3 separate regions of the Homo sapiens genome follow, and regions 1 and 3 are each linked to region 2. Evidence: chromatin loops called from intact Hi-C (ENCODE). Cell type or tissue: mammary epithelial cell. All regions are shown on one strand.

Region 1 (2,500 bases), 310 kb after region 2:
TTTTCAAAGTTAAATTTATCTATTCCTCATGTGAAGTACTGTTGAGTTACCTCTTATGTAAAAGTTTGCTGCACAGATTAAAATAAATCACCTTTGAGAGAGTTGTGGTGTTATCAAAAGAGCATGGACTTGTGAGTCACATATTTGGCTTCACATACGTTCCAACTTTGTTGCTTTGAGCCCCTGTGACCTTTAGTAAGGTGTGAGCATTAAATGAAATGATATCTATAAAAGGATCAAGTACACATGTGTACATGCTCAATAAATTGTTAACTTGCTTTCCTGCTCCCCTGCCTTTCCTCCTCCCTTCCTCTTTTTTTTTTTTTTTTTTTCCCAGAGATGGGGTCTTACTTTGTGACCCAGCCTGGAGTGCAGTGGTATGATCATAGCTCACTGTAACCTTGAACTCCTGGGAACTCAGGAGCTCAAGGAATCATCCTTCCTCAGCCTCCTGAGTAGATGGGACCACACGTGTGCTCCACCATGCCTGGCTAATTAAAAAAATTCTTTTTGTAGAGTTACAGTCTTGCTTTGTTGCCCTGGCTGGTCTCGAATTCCTGGCTCCAAGCAATCCTCCCACTAGACCTCCCAAAGTGCTGGGATTATAGTTGTGAGCCACCATGCCTGGCCCCTCCCTTCCTCTTTACTTACACGCATGCTTGCTTGGTTGTTTCTTATTCTATTCTTACTTCTCCTTCAACGTTCTCCCTATCTGGACTCTTTCCTCCTCCAACTTTTCCCCTAACTGATATGCTATGTTTTCTCAAACTCAACAAATTCTCAATATGCAGTAGAGAATAAAGGATTGAATCCTTTATTCAATCCTTTAGTGAATGTGGGCCTGGGGCTGGGCGCATTTTCTGGACCTACTACATATGGAAAGGTTGGGCAATGAACATCCATCCTTGTGATAGTTGCTTAAAGTCATCAATAAGTGCAGTAATGCTTACTTCAGTAGCCATCAGATTTGTATGTTTCTGCAAATCTGGGCTGTTCTTTGCTTCCCTCTTCTGGTGAGTTTCTTTCTTTTTTTTTAGATTTCTTCAGAGAACAGCTATAATTTGGAGGGATGTAGTAAACAAGTCAGTAAGTCTAGAGTAGCATCCAATATCTTATCATCTTCCTAGCTCAATTTCTTGCAACTGAGGCAGTATTGTTATTTCACACAATGGACTTGCTGACATCAACGGAGCCAGAAAGACTAGGCAAAATTGAGACTTAGAATTAGACATTCTGTTGAGTTACTAGATAAGCAGAGCCCAGCTGAGATGGTAAGTTCTGTAGGGATAGTGGAGGGACTCTCTCCCTAAGGATCTAACTCAAATGACTTCATGTTCCAAGCAAGTAAGTAAACCAGTAAAGGGGCAGATATACAGTAGGGAGTACTGGAGGCTATGGCAAACTGGGGAACATATGTCTGGCCTAAGGACATTCAAATGTAAACATTTCAAACATTGAATGTGCCAAACCAAATATGTTAGCGGGCTAAATTTGCCCTATGCACCATCAGTTTGCAACCTCCTCAAGACTTACAGAACTTGGTCTCTAGGGAAAACAGCAACAGGTAGTAGTGGTGAGCCAGAAAAGCGGTTCCTAGCAGGAAGGTTCACACAGGTGTAACAGGATAACCTGAGCATGAGTGTTGTTATGGCATGCAATATGGGAGAAGTAAGCCGTTAGTTAACAGGGTCCCAGTTCCACAGATGAGAGTGGCAGGAGGCAGGGCTCAGTGAAGGGCTCTAAGTCCTCTGTGGTGGCAGAGGGAACAAGACAATTTCCAACCAGGAAGGCCTAGGTTATGAATATGGTAATTGTTATGGGAAATCAGAACAAGGATGCAACAAATGGCAAGATCACATATCACTTATTACTGAATCACTTGCAAATTGAATGTAAATCCCTTACAATATTTTTATTGCTTCTTAAAAACTGAGTTTTAAAATAGTTTATTATAGAACATTTAGAAAATACAAAAAAGCATAATAAAAAAATAACTTTTTGGCTGTCCTACCTGAGGAAAGGCAGCACTGTTTCCAAAGCTTGAAGCCAGGCAGGGAATCAAGAACTTCTGTCTTGGGAAGAGGACTTTGGAGTATGGGGACAGGAAACTGGACTAGGAGCCAGAAATGGGCTGGACAGCCTTTATGAATTATCTATAGCAGAGCTGATTTCAGACTATTTAAGATTATTTATCATAATTTTTTATTTGAAAATATTGTAATTAGGATGGCTGGCACGGTGGCTCATGCCTGTGATCGCAGCACTTTGGGAGGCCCAGGCAGGTGGTTCATCTGAGGTTAGGAGTTTGATACCAGCCTGGCCAACATGATGAAATTCCTGTCTCTACTAAAAATACAAAAATTAGCCGGGCATGGTGGTGGGGCCTGTAATCCCAGCTACTCAGGAGGCTGAGGCGGGAGAAGCACTTGAACCCGGGAGGTGGAGGTTGCAGTGAGCCGATCACACCACTGTACTCCAGCCTGGGTGACAGAGCAAGGCT
Region 2 (2,500 bases):
CTCTGAAATAAGAAGTATAAGAAGTCTAAGGCTTTCTGTGTTTGTTATGAGGCCTCTATAGGTAGACAGAGACACAGCAGGGGAATATCTAAGATGAACCAGGTTGAAACACAGGTGCTGGAGGAGCCCACAGCACTTTTCTTCCTCTCAGACCACTGTACTTGGAAGTCTACAGCTGCATGTGGTTATGTATCCCCCAGGGCAGGCAGGGTGGCCGGAAGAGTGCCAGAGGCAGGAGGCAGGTTTTCATCCCAGCTCTCACACCATGAGGCTGGATGATCAGGGACACCTGCCTTGATTTCTTTGGCCTACGTTGCATTTGTAAATGAGAAGATTGGACTAAATCAAATGGCTTCTCATCTCATGCCCAGTACAAGTCAAATTCATTATAACTGTCCACAAGGTCCCACCATCTAGCCCCTCACCACCTCTCTGACTCATCTCTCCCCCTCCCTTAAGCCTCTGTACTGTTTCTGGAACACATCAGCCCATTCTCACCTCAGGGCCTTTGCAGCCGCTTGCCCTCTGTTTGGAAAGTTCTTCCCCCAGGATATCCACATCTGGCTTCCTCACACTTCTCAGGTGAGTCTAATATCAATCACATTCTCAGTGAGGATTCACTCACAATTGCAACCACAATTACCCACCTCCACCCCCTCACCCCCTGCAACAATCCCTATTTCCCTCTTCAGCTTGAAAATATCTTTTTCTACTTAGCACTCGGTTCTCCACTTATTATATATTTTACTTATTTATTTTGTTGATGTTTATTGCCCACACCTAGAATATCAGCTCTCCAAGAGCAGGGATTTCTATCTGCTTTGTTCACTGCCTTAGTACCTGGAAGGTGCCTGGGACATAATTCAAGAAGTATTTGCTGAATAGATATGTCCATGGATGGCTGGAAGGGAGGGCAGAAGGATTACAGACCTTTACAATGTCTTTGGTCTGGGGTCTGTGGGGTGTGGTGCTTATGGTCAGAGGGCTCTCTCTGCCATTGGGATGGACTCTGTAACCACATGACAAAAACAAGCCAGCCCAGGTGAAACATAAAGGGCCCAGAGCGAGATGCGGTATGCTTTCACTCCACTGCAGAACCTCCCAAGCACTGCTTCCTGCTCGCTCCATACCTTAAGCTGATGGACATTTACACCCAGCATTCTCAGCAGTCATGCCATGGACTCCAGACACTGTCTATGAGAAATTCCTTAAATTAATGTGATTTGGGGAGAGCACTCACCTCCTCTCTCTCGTTCATTTAAAATTCCTAGGCAAAAGAGAAGTACGTTTCCCTATTGCCAGGATATCACACTAGAGTTTATCCTGAATTGGGAAAAGGTGGTGATGCTCCCACAGGCAATTCAGCCAGTTCCACTAGATGGCAACATGGTCAGGATGTGCTGATATCCAAGAGTGAAATTTACCAGGAACAGAGTAGACAAGCTCCTACGCGCCACTCTGCCACTACGGTTCTCAGCTTGGCACGCACAACCTTGCCTCCCCTTCACTTCTAGCCTGGCTATTTTCAACCACGAATTTACAGTTCGTTCTCAAATGGTTCATGCTTACCCTTGAATGCTTATGACTTAATCACTCCAGCCTTGGAAGCTTTATGTACACGTCTTTCTGCCAAAGTACGCTACCTACCCTCCCTTTGGAACTCTACCCAAAACTCACTTCTTCCACAAAATCCTCCCAAGCAAAGCTGGCTCTGATCTCAACTCTATATATGCAATGACATACAGTCACAGACACATAACCATTTTTTTTGAGACGGAGTCTCACTCTGTCACCAGGCTGGAGTGCAGTGGTGCGATTCTCGGCTCACTGAAATCTCCACCTCCCAGGTTCAAGCAATTCTCCTGCCTCAGACTCCCAGGTATACACACACACACACACACACACACACACACACACACGAAAGGATCACATGCACAGCTCTAGGCATCTAGTAGACGAATGTACATTTACTATAAATGATATGCAGGTGACCACATTCCATACAAGAGAAGTCAGGACTCTATGAAATAATATTTATTGGCTGCCAAGGGTTCAATAATGGACCAAAAGATTAGCTATACCAACACCCACCTATGTCTTCCAAATTCTAGTTTTTCCCTAGTATTAAATTTAAGCTCCAAAAAATCTGTTGAGCAGAACAATTTTAAGTAAACCTAAGCAAATATTATATATCAACTTGAACAAAAGTGTATAAATACCAATATAACTTTAAGGGCTATTTAAAACACTCTATTCTAATCCTTGATAACTTTTTCAATTTACTTTAAAAATAAAATTAAGTCTACTTGTGGGAGCATTAAGTATGGCTAAAAACAAACCTAAGGTGTTATTTTAAAAGTACAAAATGCTTTATATGTAAGGTAAACCGTTTTTTTTTTTTTTTGGTTGTTAGAGAAAATGGCAACAGCAATATTCAAACAATTATCCAATAAGAGAATAGAAATAAACAGCCTTGTGTTTACGGGTTGCCCCACGGTGT
Region 3 (2,500 bases), 170 kb after region 2:
GAGGTAAATGCCTGTTCCAGACTCCACCATTTAATTCATCTTCTTCCCTGTCCCAAGCATAAGTTTCTGGTTTAGTTACCTGATATGGTTTGGCTGTGTCCCCACCCAAATCTCATCTTGAATTCCCAAGTGCTGTGGGAGGGACCCAGTGGGAGGTAACTGAATCATTGGGGCAAGTCTTTTCCATGCTATTCTTGTGATAGTGAATAAGCCTCAAGAGACTTGTTGGTTTTACAAACAGGAGTTTCCCCGCACAAGCTCTGTTTTGTCTTGTCTGCTGCCATGTGAGACATGCCTTTCACCTTGTGCCATGATTGTGAGGCCTTCCCAGCCACGTGGAACTGTAAGTCCAATAAACCTCTTTCTTTTGTAAATTGCCCAGTCTTGGGTATGTCTTTATTAGCAGCATGAAAACGGACTAATACATTACCTTTGTTTTATAGGAGCATAATGAGAAGTTCTTAAGCAAAATATTGTTTCTGGATTGATAAATCTGAAAACAAATTAAACTGACCTCATCAGGTTTCTTCCACTCTGAAAAACACTTGGGGCTTTTTCCTTACGAAATCTCTCTTTTAAATATAAAACAACTAAGAATCTACATGAATCAACATCAACAAGAACAACAAATCTTACTTCATTCATTTACTTCTTATGAACAGGTTTTCACATTGAAGCACCCTTTTTTTTTTTTTTTTTTACCTACCTATATAATCCCCAAATCACAGCTTTCTTTTTCATTGCAAGGTAAAAAATGGCAGCATCTAAAGGATCATTCTTTCTATAAAAGGCTGCTTTAGCTACCTATAATCAAAAAATATTGATCAAAATTTCACAGAAACAGTTTTGAACAAGTAATTTCTTTCATATGAAAGGCTGGCACATATCCATTGAATGTTTAATAAAATTTTAAAAATATGTATATGAATAATATGTGCATGTATATATAAAATAATAACAAAAGTGACTTACAGTGGTGGCTTCAATGGATACAGAGAATAATAGGACTATTGCCTTTCATTACAAGTTCTTCTGTACTATTTTTAAATTTTTCTAAACATATATATTATTTTGTAAAAATCAGACATATACTACTAACAAGTTTGTCAATTAAAAACTTGGGAATTAGAATATACATTTTAAAACTTTAGATATTTTGAAACACGTTATAAATGAAATGTAAAGACTATTCAAAAGCCTTTTGCTGCTTCAAAAACAAGAGGGAGTAATGGCAGAGAAGATATGAAATGCCATTTAAAGAAACGTCCAAAAAATATTAATTCACTTATACACCAAAATAAAACACTTACTTTTTCTATGCATTTGCGTAAGATGCGGGTATTCCGGACCCACCACCCCACACCCATAGCTCTTAGTTCAGACCAAGTGGGATCATCTTTCTGCATGGCTGGCAACATGTTCAGCAGTTCTTCTTCTGCTACTGAGTGAAATGCCCAAGCAAAATGACTTGTAGACAGGCCTGAAGAAATGTAAAAAATGATGTTTATAAGAATTATAAATATGCTTATATGATTATCAGAAATGTATGTTCCATATTTTCAATATAAATGTGTAAACTTCTATGAGACTCACAGTTTAAGATTGGAAATATGGGCTTTTTTAAGTTTTTCCTTCTTCAAATAACTGTATCACTCCAATGAGCACATATATGTTTTGCAAAAATAGCATTTTTTTGAAAGGAAAAGAAAAAATGCTTATGGCAAATTCCACTGTGCTGATGTATTTCGGATCCTTTTTAAAAAATGAGTAACACTTAAAGCATTATTTTATGTTGATATATTTCTGTCTTCAAAGCTGCTTTTCACCTTTGTTTGGTCAACATTTGTTTTGTGGATGTAATTCCATGGAATTAGTAAAAAAAAAAAAAAACATCAAGCAAGCAGTTCAGGTTGATGAATTAGGAATAGCACTGCAAAGACTCCAGAATCATAATGCATATGTTAAATTCCAGCTCTAGCAGGGTGCGGTGGCTTACGCTGTAATCCCAGCACTTTGGGAGGCCTAGGTGGGTGGATCACTTGAGGTCAGAAGTTCGAGACCAGTCTGGCCAACATGGTGAAACCCTGTCTCTACTCAAAAAACGTACAATTAGGCCGGGCGCGCTGGCTCATGCCTGTAATCCCAGCACTTTGGGAGGCCGAGGCGGGCGGATCACGAGGTCAGGAGATCGAGACCATCCTGGCTAACACGGTGAAACCCTATCTCTACTAAAAATACAAAAAATTAGCCGGGCATGGTAGTCCCAGCTACTCGATAGGCTGACGCAGGAGAATGGCGTGAACCCAGGAGGCAGAGCTTGCAGTGAGCCGAGATTGTGCCACTGCACTCCAGCCTGGGCAACAGAGTGAGACTCCGTCTTCAAAACAAAACAAAACCATACAATTAGCCAGGCATGGTGGTATGTGCCTGTAATCCCAGCTACTCAAGAAGCTGAGGCAGAAAAATCACTTGAACTGGGGAGGTAGACATGGCAGTGAGG

The links. Peaks named below come from ENCODE experiments on the same cell type or tissue, not always from the same donor. Only the 100,000 strongest peaks of a DNase experiment are listed, where the experiment ranks them.
Region 1: a loop joins it to region 2, with 9 times the contacts of the local background. A loop is called at or near these places in 14 of 110 quality-filtered maps.
Region 3: it touches region 2 in a loop (2.6-fold over the local background); 2 of 110 quality-filtered maps call a loop at or near these places.

What each region holds. Positions count from the first base shown.
Region 1 is chr5:119,020,636-119,023,135 of GRCh38, reverse strand. The region is part of intron 1 of DMXL1-DT (DMXL1 divergent transcript); the gene reads left to right. Among named protein-coding and RNA genes, the nearest start is that of DTWD2, 33 kb to the right of the region's middle. In mammary epithelial cell, a CTCF peak has its summit at 982 (motif pointing left); no DNase peak of the experiment used is centred here.
Region 2 is chr5:119,334,044-119,336,543 of GRCh38, reverse strand. It overlaps a transcript of TNFAIP8 not described here. Among named protein-coding and RNA genes, the nearest start is that of TNFAIP8, 21 kb to the left of the region's middle. RefSeq lists an enhancer at 1,658-1,717. In mammary epithelial cell, a CTCF peak has its summit at 1,378 (motif pointing right); a DNase peak (open chromatin) is centred at 1,423; H3K4me3 peaks cover 646 bases; H3K27ac peaks cover 1,149 bases.
Region 3 is chr5:119,163,487-119,165,986 of GRCh38, reverse strand. DMXL1 (Dmx like 1) reads right to left here. Exons shown (of 44, transcript NM_001290321.3): 20 at 1,311-1,480; 21 at 707-804. Among named protein-coding and RNA genes, the nearest start is that of MIR5706, 10 kb to the right of the region's middle. In mammary epithelial cell, no CTCF peak of the experiment used is centred here; no DNase peak of the experiment used is centred here.